2 separate regions of the Homo sapiens genome follow, and region 1 is linked to region 2. The links are chromatin contacts, found by Hi-C or POLR2A ChIA-PET in ENCODE. All regions are on one chromosome and are shown on one strand. The core of a region is the stretch at or near the end of the contact, and the rest is flanking DNA. Distances in the headings are between cores, read along the strand shown. Region 1 has its middle 210 kb from the start of BCL2. Region 2 has its middle 270 kb from the start of BCL2.

Region 1 (5,590 bases), core at 1,962-4,461, 61 kb before region 2:
TTTTTTCAATAAACCCATGAAATTAATTGTTAAATATATTTTATTTAACCCAATTTATCATGTTAACATATAATACAAAAATTTTGAGATAGGCATGTAGGGAAAACTCTCAAACTGTGTCTTTCCTCTACCATCATACCACAACAATCATCAACACAGAAGACTTCTGTGACCTAATGTATGGGTATTTTTCCCCACACACCAAGCAGGGAACACTAGCTGGCTGTCCTCTAATTCAGTTCCAACACTGTCTACCTGGAGACCTTGTCAGATCCCACAGGTTGAGGGCTCAGTCCCCAAGACTGCCTCCGACCACACCAGTCAGAAGTCCAGGCCTTTGGAACTGCTGACCAACAAGCTTCAAGTTGGGGTCCCCAGAGCCCCCTCTTTGGCTTCAGTGAATTTGCTGGAGCAGCTCACAGAACTCAGGGAAGTACTTACTTATGTTTACCGGTTTATGGTAAAAGATATTGCAAAGGATACAGATGAAGAGACACGTGGGATGAGGAATGGGGGACAGGGTGTGGAGCTTCTACGCCCTCCCTCGGTGCCACCCTCCAGGAACCTCAGCATGTTCAGCTGTCTGGAGGCTCCTTGAACCCTGTCCGCTGGGTTTTTATGGAAGCTTCATGATGTCAGCATTCCTTTCCCCAGGGCACAGGGTAGGAACCACTCATAGGAAGGTCTTAAGGACCTCAATCAGCTGCACGGAGTCTCTGTGCAGTGGACCTAGGCTCCAGCTGTGGCTACAACATAGGGTTTTTATACAAGAAAAATAAAGTGAATTAAGCCTGAAAAAAAGAAAAGAACCTCAATCAGAAAAGCAGTAGAGTCCTGCCCTGGGGCAGGTGAAAAGGGGCAGAAGTAGGTCAGAGACTTAACACACCCAACATCATAATAAAAGATGGTAACAAAGGCTATGCGAGTCACAAGCCAGGAACCACGGAGGAAAACCAGTACCTATCATAACACCACAATAGGCTATTTTTTTTTTTTCATACTAAGGCTTTGAAGTCAATGTGGAATTGACAGTGGCAGCATATCTCAGTGTGAGTGAGCCACATTTCAAGTGCTCAAGAGCCACATGTGGCTGGTGGCCACCATGCTGGACCATAGCACCGGACCAGACCCTGTGTACAGATATTTGACATCTCATGCACAAGTGATGTGTCTGCAAAACGACTTCCTCTTCAGGCCCCCGCTGCTCCCCACCTCACCCCATACTTGTTAATTAAGTTGTTAAAACAGGAAAACATCTTCTCCAACTCCCTCAATTCTCCTTTTTCAAGCTTAATCCAAAAAGGTTCTTACTTTTGAAACAGTTGTTATCAGTTCAAAGGGGAAACTAAATCTGAAATGTGTCCAGTGGAAGGATTGCAAGTCCTCTTGACAGGCAGTAAACTCTTGATATCAGGTCAGGGTTTGAATTCTGGCTTGCTAAGTGCACGACTTTGGGCAAAACATGTGGCCTCTTTGCATCTTTGATCATCAGTTCAATGGGTTGTGACACTTGTCCCACCATATTCTACCAGCCTCATACGGGGTAGTGGAGTCAGGGAGATCAAAGTGATGAATGTGAAAGAGTTTTCATGCCACATAAAATGGAAAATAATATTATTTATTATGAAAAACCATTAAAACATTATTTTCTGTGCAGCTACAGAAAATAATAAATCCACAATAGCTACGCAGACAGTGTAAAGATTCAAAGTAACAAACTGAACCAAAGAAGCAAATTCCTGTAATTACACGTCAACAATTTTCTCAACTACTACCAAACTTTGACTTGTCATTTTTATTTACAAAGACAGAGAGGGAATAATAAACGTCCCCCAAGATAATAATCAACTGTGGTCCTTGGAGCCAGGTACACAACATGAGAATGCATCTTGATAATGGCTTACAATAAACTTAGTTATGATCTTGACAATGACACTGCAGAGAGCATCACATGTGGACCTTTTTTTCAAAGACCAACAATTTGAGATATCTGCAGAGACTTCCTGCAATATCTCTGCCCCATAACCACCTGGATATTTCCTTGCAGTGATAGTTTTTAGATTAGTAACATTAGCTTCTAACATTCCCTATGACACCACTTAAAACTTACCTCCTTATTGTTTTATTTAAAATGAGATCTGTGTGCCAGGGAATGGGGAAATAGGTTGTCTTCATTCCTAATTTGTTCTCTCCCAAGTGTTATTTAAAAACAAAATTCCAATTTTGGGCTTTTCCCATTTGCCTTTACTAATTACTTCTTTTATGTTCCACCCATTTGTGCCATAACTAATTCAAGTTCAAATAGAACTTAGTCACTATTCCATCACAGTCATCTCCTGCTCCTAGAGAAGTCATCCACACGCCACAAAGACAGGAACCAAGAAGGCCTTGGCGCTTCATGAGACCACAAGTGTTGTCCCTCTGATCCAATCACGTGAGACCAAATTTGTCTGGGTCCAAGAGTGTAGAACGTGTCCTTACCTCCAAATTCACATGTGCTAGTTGTACGGCATGTGGAAATAAATGCAGACCAACCAAATGAGAAAAGCAAAGGCTATTTATTCAGAGCTTGCTATATATACTAAGGGAGTCGGCCACTCACTATCTTTTGCATTTTGGCAGAGAATCAAAGGCAAACAGATAAGTGGGAAAGCTTTAAAATGGCAAAGAGGGAAGGCTTTGAGCTCACCCTGATGGGAGGTTGTTGGCATAGGGTGGGGGCGCCTACATGGAGGTGGGCTAATTAGAAGCAGGACATCCTACATGAATAATTAGAGGTGCATATTGGCTTTCTCTGGTTGGTCCTAAATTGGAATCAGGGAAGAAAATCAAGGAAGCAGTCCATTATTAATTAACTCCTGGCCATTTGGGGGCAATTGTACAGAGGTTATTGTCTGGCTTCATGGGTTGTTTCTACAGACAGTGATCTGACTTCCTGCAAGTCTGATTTATAGCAGACCTGTTTCCTGGGCCGGTAACAGTAGGTCATGAGCTGGTTTCCTGGGCTGGCTGCTGTAGACTGTGGGTCTGAATTCTATTTTTATATCTGGTCTGGCCATTGCCCATTTGTATATTCAGTCTCTCAGCTGCAAAACAAAGCCAGTGAGGATGACAGGAACCTAGAAAGGAATAAACTTGAATGATCAGCAAATTATCAAATGAAGTCACCAGACTTCTGCAACACCCTGGCAGCCACCCAGCAATTTGCTAATGACATCCTCTAAGTCCTCCTCTCCCACTCCATAGCCACACCTTGGTGACATTTTTTTGTCTCCATTGCCACATTATATGAGACAGTGCTTCAAGAGCACATGCAATCCTGCAAAAACCACCAAGATGTGCAGAACTCAGATGCAGGAATTCAGCCTCATGTCTGGAGGCCTGATGATGCAACAGGTTATCCAAAGGGGATGCTGGGGTCCCAAAAGTTTTCTGAGATAAAGAATTTGGAAGCATCTCCTTGAGTTCCAGCAATCCTAAAATGTTTTACCACGGATTCTTTGGAAGAACTGCATCCACTTCCAACCACTACAAGTTGTTTTAACTATAATGTAGTGGTTGGGCTTTAAGTCAGATGGAATCCAACCCTGGCTCGGATCGTATAATTTCTAAAAAAAAAGCATAAAATAATCTACCTTTTACCCAGCACCTAGTGTGTGGCAGACACTATGCTAAGTGCTTCAGATACATTGTCTCCTTTAATCTGTGGCAACAGCCTTATGAGATGAGTACCTTTATTTTGCATTTTATAGGTCTCACTGGGCTAAAATCAAGTTGTAGACAGAGCTGCCTCCCTTCTGGAGGCCCTAGGGGAGAATTGTATCCTTGCCTTTTCCAGCTTCTAGAGGCCCCCCAACATTCCGTAGGTGGTGACCCTTCCTCCCATCACTCCAGCCTTTGCTTTCCTCACTCTCACTCTGATCTGCCTCTCTCTTACAACAACTCTAGGGTTAGGTTGGGCCCACCCAGACAATCCAAAATTCTGCCCCCATCTCAAGATCCTTAACTAAATCACAACTGCAAAGTCAATTTTACCATGTAAGTTTACATATTCACAAGTTTCAGAACATTTGGATGTGGACATCTTTGGAGGAGTCATTATTCAGCCTACCACCACAGATAAAGAGGCTGAGGTTCAGAGTGGTTAATTTATTTTCACAAAGCCTCATAGCTAGTAGTAGTGGAGCTGAGGTTTGACTTTTCCAACTACATCAGGCTTCCCTTTCTGAGTTCACCAGTTTGGCCCTTGAAACCAAACTCAGCATGGTACTATGTATGTAAAGTCTAACCTTCACCCTACTCTTCCTCAGTGTATTAGTCTGTCTAAATTAATGCTGCTAATTTATAAAGAAAGAAGATTTAATTGACTCAGAGTTCCACATGGCTGGGGAGGCCTCAGGAAACTTACAATCATGGCAGAAGGCACCTCTTCACAGGGTGGCAGGAGAGAGAATGAGCGCCCACAGGAGTAATGCCAGATGATTATAAAACCATCAGATTTCAAGAGAACTCACTATCACGAGAAAAGCATGGGGGAAACCACTCCCATGATTCAGTTACCTCCCACTGGGTCCCTCCTGTAACATGTGGGGATTATAATTCAAGATGAGATTTGGGTGGGGGCACAGCCAGACCATATCACCCAGGCCTGTGGGTCCCCACCACCACCACCAGCTGGTGCAGGCAGCTCCCAGCCATCCATGCCATCTTGAACCAGAAGCGCCAGCCTTCAGGGAGATGGTCATCTGCAGAAGAGAAGTTCTGGTGCCCAGAAGTGCCTCTCTGCAAGGATTAGCCTCCTCCAATTACACAGCCACAGCTCAGCAATTTTCTCCAGTTTCATTTCATCTTGCCCTCACCGCCACTCTGAATCTCTCAAAATTCTTCCCTAGCTCTATTCCCAAAGTATACAGGGATAATACCTGCTGTATAATCGTTCCTGTCCCCATTTCCTCCTCAAAATAGGTCAAGAGTAAGGAAGAATACCTTGTGGGACCAAGAATTATTCCCAAGAAAGGGAAATTTACCAGCCCCTGAATGGTTAGGGTGCTGTGAACCAGCAGCCCCATCAAGGAAGCTGCATGCACATCTCCAGGCTGAGTCCCAAGTGGGAGAAAGGCCCATCCCGATAGGTGGAAGATACTCTTGGAACCACTATGAAGACCCCATCATCTGTCCTTCCTTAATCCTCCCTCTTGACTGTCAGAAAATTCAAGGAGCCCTTGCTTACTCATATGGGGTAGAATTACAAAAGAGAGCAGCATACCAGTGTTGAGTTTGCTAATTTTCTGACCTTCTGGGCTCTGAATTTGACTCACCCAGATGTGTGTCATTTGATTGGTGCTCTCTGACCCGTCTGGACCTAGTGTCTTGCCCTCTGCATCCTTACAAGTTGGTTTCCTATTCTGGCATGCTAGCCTCCTATCATAAAATTTACCCCAAACGCTCACCAGAGCTTCTACTGCTGCCCCAGTTTCGAGGGTCTGCTCAATAAACTCACATCCTTGGGGGACACAAGCATTTCATGATGTCTTCTCCAACAAGTCGAGGCCCCAAAGTCAGAGAAACACAACCCATTGTGCCAATGGTA
Region 2 (6,299 bases), core at 3,754-6,253:
TTACAGGCGTGAATGTTGCATAAATAAAGCTGCTTTTAAGTGAACTATATTTTCAGCTTCTGGCAGCAGCAACTTCCACAAATGTTCTTTGGGGAAATACCCGCAATAAATATTCAAGTTGAAAAGAGTTTTGTGAACTCAAGACAGTACTTGAATTCACAGAAGATTGACCTTATTTAAAATCTGTTTTCAGCTACCAATTCTGTGTTCAAGGTAATGAACTCTCCTCCTAATCGAACCTGAAATTCACCTTTCAATTATGCATCAAATTGCAAAACCAAAGGACAGGCAGATAAATGTGAAATGAGCAGTTATGTTGTAAGTAAGACATGCTTTGTTCCATCATTTGTGGGCACAAGAACTCATGTTCGTTGCAAATCTTCCTGGCAGTGTCTGAGAACATACCAAACTGAAAGCATCTCAGGATTGTGCCTAGGGAGAGAGAGAAGAAAAGAGGGAGGAAGGGCTGGAGGGAGGGGGAGAGAGAGAGGAAGAAAGAGAAGAGAGAGAGAGAAAGAAAGAGGGGAGAAGAGAGACAGAGAAGAGAGAAAGAAAGAGAAGAGGGAGAAAGAGAGAGAGAAGGGAGTTCTTCTCTTACAGCAACTCCCCTTCCTTTTTTGCATTACATGAGAAAATGGTCTTTCATGTGGCAGAATGAAGAAAAGGCCTGTGTTTATTTTCTCTATCTTTGACTCTGAGGGAAGCTGAGCTGAGTGGTGGTAAATAACTATATAACTGAAATTGCCTTGCTTTGTGTTACCTTAGGAGTGGCTTGTTTTGTAGAGGCTTCAGATTTATGGAGACAGATTACACTCCACTATGTAAATCACTTTGTAAAAGTAAAATCGTAATTCCTTTGGGCCTCTAGGGTACAATTCGATGCACTAAAACAATAATTTACTATTAAGTGGGACCCTTGGGGTGGCTTTTTCTTAGAGAATCGTCTTCTCGTTGGGAGACTGATTCATTAGGCTACAAAAGGAAGCCTCCCTCTTTCTTGTCTACTGTGTCACGCTGTGCTTATACGTCCAAAAGCAGAAAGTTCAGGCTCCAGTTGAGAAGGTGGAAGGTCAGTTCTTGTGTGTCTGACACAGGGAAGGTATCATCGATTCTCAGGAATGACGAGGTGACACCACGTGGGGGACATGCATGTCTTAGCCTAGGATCCAGCAGGACTGGCGCCCTTCAACCATCCCGGCTTCACTGGCGTTTGAGGAAAGGCCTTCAGACCTTTCCTTAAACTGCCAGGACATGGCACTCAGGTCTGCCATGATGTTGGGAAAGTGAAACATAGTTTCTCTCAGACATTTAACTTGCATTTGTGTTTGATTTAGAGCGTGGGGGTATTGTATTTTAAATATTCTCATATTTTTGATTCGCAGAAATAATAACCAATCAATTGCTCAATCCTCAACTGCTAAAATGAAATGCAGTTTGGAGAGATAATAGTTAAATATTTCTAAAACTGTGCCCTGAAATTAAGAAGACCCATTTAAGAATTAGTAGCTTCAGGTTATTGAAAATGTAATTACTTTCAGCCTTTGTAATTTTGTTCCTCTTTTGTGGATGAAGACGAGAGTTCCGCAAACAATACCATTCAGTGGAATTTAATATTCAAGAGAGGATTTGGGTGGTTCAAGATGAAATTAAATCACATGCTTGAGGAGGCTGCATTATGAGCGGCCTCCAAGCTACATTCTTGGATTTTCTAGTTGCTGGTTTCCTTCTAAGCATGGTGCTCCTCCTCCTCTCCATTGGTAGCCAGTGGTTTCATTGCCACTCTGATGACCAGCTCCCTAACAGCTCCATAATCCTTCTTCCACACCTACGCTTTTCTATTTCATTATTAAGTGAACAGGATTTAGACAACTTTTCTCTCATGTCTCTTTTTCTCTTCTCACGGCTCTACTGGTTTACTCTGGAATTTAATTTCTTCTTTGCTAGCAGTTTCTCAATATGTGATTCAAAGAATAAGGGACAAGAAAAGAGGACCCCTCAGTATAACACACGCCTATTCTGCGTGAGAGCAGCGTTCACGTTCTTGTTTAATAGGCCTGGGAAATGCTTCCTAAAGCAACAGTGGAGTGGAGAGTTGGTAGGAACTGTTAATTGTCTTGTGTTGCTTTAGAAAATTGCTTGATTACAGTGGAGACATTTCAAAGGAGAAAAAGCTCCAGTATATGATGGCAAAACCATGTGTAAATCAACTCTGAGTTGTAAATTTGCCAAAATATTCTTTTACCTGGACACCCGGTCCCATCCTAACCCCTTTGTTCTTCAAAAATGAGAATATGCTGGATAGACTATTTATAGCCTGCTTTCTGACAGCTTAATGCATATTAGGATTTTTTCTGTATAATTAAATGCTTTATAATACTTTTTATGATTACATATTATTTCATCTTATGACAGTTGATCATTTATTTAACCATGGCAGTGTTTCCAGTTTTTTCCTATTTATTTCAACAAAACCATGACGTATGTACTTATGTCTATCTCTATTCCCATGCTTCCTGGCTGTCTAATTTCCTTCTCCATATTGTGGGTTGAAGCCCTTCCCTGGCCAGGGGTGTTGCTTGAATGAACCAACAGTATGGTTTATCTCACCAACAAACAACTTAGGCGTAGGAGTGATCCCAGGAATCCCCAAGCATCAAAGTCACTTATTTTACAGATGCAGTCAAGGCCTAGAGAAGCCAGGAAATTTACGAAAATTCTCCTAGCGAATGAGTTCAAAGCATAGACTGAAACCCAGGATTCCTGGATCTCCATTCCATGCTCTTTCCATCATACTAGGTCACTTCCCAAAGTGCCTGAAAAATAAAACCTTCAGAGCCACGCAAAAGCAAAAGAGCCATCTATCTATCATCTATCTATCTATCTATCTATCTATCTATCTATCTATCTATCTATCTATCTGTCTAGACAAACACATATATACATATAACTGTAACTTAGAGCAAAATGTAATTTATAATTACATTGTTAGTTACTTAAAAAAAAACCCTCACTACAATATTATACAGATCTCCCTACAATAAGCTAGCATGAAATAATCCTAGGCTTATTAATCATGTCCCTGAAAAGTTTCCAGATGAGATAGAGACAGGAAAGCACCTGTCAGCCCCCAAAACCCTACGTCTCCAAGTGCTGAGTGCACACACACAGCCGTCCGGTGTTAAGTGCTATGGAGACACCTGAAGCCTAGGCATCAAAGCATTCACCTGCCTTTCCTCCCACCTCCCATCAATTCTTGGAAGACACTAAAACAAAACTTGTCCAAAACCAGTAAAGCGATCAAAGGGCCAAATCTCAATGGCTTTTCCCAAGTGTCGACCAGAGTCTTGACCATCGCTGCCCCAGGCTCATGGGCTGTAACAACCACAGAAATATGCTTTGAAACCTAACATGACAACCTCATATAATTGAAAAGCTGCCAGTGTTGAGGAGGTACAGATATTTAAAAGTCAGAAAGTTGCCAGCCACCCTCAGAAGGTCTTCATAATCAAGACACCTCAGTGTCTAAAGAGCAAGCTCCTCATGCCTGTAGTTCTTTGTGGGAATCTGTAGCCTCTTCCACTTGGTCATGAAACAGCCACAGTTCTGTGCTGGAGGATTTTCCAGATAATCCCAGAAGTGGGCTTACATTTCCTCAGTTCAAGTGGTATAACCAGCACCAACAGGACTCCAGCAGGATGAACACGCCTGATGACATCACTTTGTTGGTGTCAGCAGAGACTTGAGCTCAAATTGAGTGGTGTTGCTGCATCAGGAAAATAAACCAGTACTTACCGACTTGGAGAAGACAGATCTGTGAAAGTCTGAATCGCTTTTAGATCTTTGCAAACAGTTATTGCAAGCCTGGTATTTTTCAGATACCTAATAATATAGTAGTATTTTACATAATTGCCTTCCCTAACATTCGTAGAAAACTATAAATAGTCCTCTTAATGTGCACAGAAGTACTTATATTCCAGATGTTCCCATGGTGAAGGGACTTGAGCTATAATTTCCACCTATTTCAGAAGCACTGAGACAACCAAAACTTGACAAGCTCATTCTTTTCTTTTCCCTCCTACATATTCCCAGCCCCCATCCTCCAAGCCAGTGCTCGAGATAAGGCCGTCTCCCTTCCCAGTGGGGCTCAAGTGCATCTGCGGTGATTCCTGGCCTTTCTACTCCCTCTGAAACAAACTTCAAGAAAAACCCATCTTGGAAAAATGCTCTAGCCTTTGCTCGAGGAGAGGTGTATTTTGTGTGTCATATGTTGCTTGTTTCTGTTTTCTTTTTTTTTTTTAATTTTTATTTTTGCAGATGGAGTTTTGCTCTGCAGCCCAGGCTGGAGTGCATTGGCACAATCTTGGCTCACTGCAACCTCTGCTTCCTGGGTTCAAACAATTCACCTGCTTCAGCCTCCCAAGTAGCTGGGATTACAGGTGCATACCACCATGCCCAGCTAATTTTTGTGTTTTAGTAGAGATGGGGTTTCATCATGTTGACCAGGCTGGTCTTGAACTCCCGACCTCAAGTTATCCACCTGCCTCAGTCTCCCAAAGTGCTGGGATTACAGGCATGAGCCACCACGCTCGGCCCCTTGTTTCTGTTTTTAAAGGCTACTGGAGGTGGAGTGAGTGAAGGCTTCCTGCTGTTACTTGATTGAGGTTTCCTTTTCTTGACTACTGTGTTTTCACGCCTGCTTATAAAACTACTGACGTGTGAATCTAGCAAAAAGTTTTTCCTCCACAATGTGAATTAGAATATTGACTAATAATTATTTTGAATTTTTTTAGGTTGGATTAAAATTTGCACTACTATTCCAGAAAACTCATTGTCTACTAGAATCAGAACCATATTTTAGGCTGGGTGCAGTGGCTCACACCAGTAATCCCAGCACTTTAAGACGTTGAAGTGGGAGGATTGCTTGAGCCTAGGAGTTCAAGACCAGCAGGGGCAATATGACAAGACCTCATCTCTACAAAAAAAAAAAAAAAAAATTAGCCAGGGTGGCGGCGCATGCCTGTGGTCCCAGCTACTCAGGAAGCTGAGGTGGGGAGGATAGCTTGAGCCCAGGAGGTCGAGGCTGCAGTGAGCTATGATTGCACCACTGCACTCCAGCCTGGGCAACAGAGCAAGACCCTGTCTCAAAAAGAAAAAAAGAATATTTTAATCATGTTGGTCCTAACTTGCATTCTAAGTTTCATATTTAAAGGCACCATGCACCTGACTCTTCCCAACATTGAGCATGTGGTTGGAGAGGGTGCAGGTCTGGGGTAGGGGTGAAGGGAAGGGTCTGGAAGCCTCTGGTCCTCATTCATAAACCCTATAGAATAGAAAGGAGGGTTGCTTTGCTAACCTTCTGGGTGGTGGTAGGAACTCTTTCAGGCAAGAGGAACATCAGTATCAGGCAAGACTCCCAGGGAAGTTGGGGATCTGGGAGTATATTTTTGTTAATCCAACTCTTTGTACCTCTCCTCAAAAGTCTGTGGGCCTCCACAGGCGTAGGCACTCTAGAGTTGGGTTAATGCAAACAGATTTCCAGATCTGCAACTTCCTTGAGAATTTTGACAGATACTGACCTGCTGAGAACGGACCAGGTCTCCTTTGCCAACCTCCCATTCACAACTGCTCTTCTCCCTCCTTACAAAAGAAAAGTGCACCTCTTGTGGGTGCCCCAGAACATAAAGACTAGAGCATCAAGCCAAGGGCAATTTGACATATTGGTGTTTAATCAAAACATCATAAACTTGCAGTCACACATATTTCTGTTAAAGGAAAACATAGCTTCAGAGATGGAGTTTTTTAATCCAACTTAGATGCTCAGACTGTTTTAAACTGTTGTTTCTCCTCTTCTATCTCCTAAGTATTGACAGAGAACTTGCCACCAGAGAGAAAGCAAGCAAGGAGAGAAACTCACATGCAGTGGGTGGCAAGTCTGTAAGCTTTATCCCACAGCACTCTTTGAAGTGAGATACTGTCTCAGAGACACATCTTAACACATTCACTTGAATTGAGGAATGAGGGCGGATTGTTTCTAACAGAAAGCCTCAGTAATTTCACTGATTGGTTAGACAATGAGGATTGACTTTATCAATTTGTTCATAGGATGACAGACATTTTCCATAAATTAAATGAACTAAATTAGCAGCTCCAATGTCTCAAATAAAATAGATGTAAAGCCCTTGATAAGGTAAAAGCATTTTATCAAAAATAGTCTATTGGCAAAGGCATATTGAAATTAACAGTATTTAGATTTCCCTAACACTTTCTGGTAACAGTGGGTGAAACAAAATGCCTAAATG

What was found. Hi-C counts contacts between places; a loop is a spot of excess contacts on that map. ChIA-PET counts read pairs that join two places held with the same protein, here RNA polymerase II (POLR2A). Pooled maps may share reads with other maps.
Region 1: a loop to region 2 is called in a map of breast epithelium, with 7 times the contacts of the local background. The contact joins two enhancer-like sites. A Hi-C loop is called at or near these places in 4 of 168 maps with a recorded cell type or tissue (breast epithelium, endothelial cell of hepatic sinusoid, heart right ventricle and 1 more), 11 of 37 single-sample maps with no recorded cell type and 13 of 50 pooled maps. POLR2A ChIA-PET finds 5 or more read pairs at or near these places in 1 of 52 experiments (activated B cell).

The regions. Positions count from the first base shown.
Region 1 is chr18:63,109,697-63,115,286 of GRCh38, reverse strand. No RefSeq gene overlaps it. Among named protein-coding and RNA genes, the nearest start is that of BCL2, 210 kb to the left of the region's middle. Within about 2 kb of position 3,211, at least 6 of the 41 ENCODE cell types and tissues checked have a DNase peak (open chromatin) inside an H3K27ac peak, as active enhancers do.
Region 2 is chr18:63,049,540-63,055,838 of GRCh38, reverse strand. No RefSeq gene overlaps it. Among named protein-coding and RNA genes, the nearest start is that of BCL2, 270 kb to the left of the region's middle. Within about 2 kb of position 5,003, at least 2 of the 41 ENCODE cell types and tissues checked have a DNase peak (open chromatin) inside an H3K27ac peak, as active enhancers do.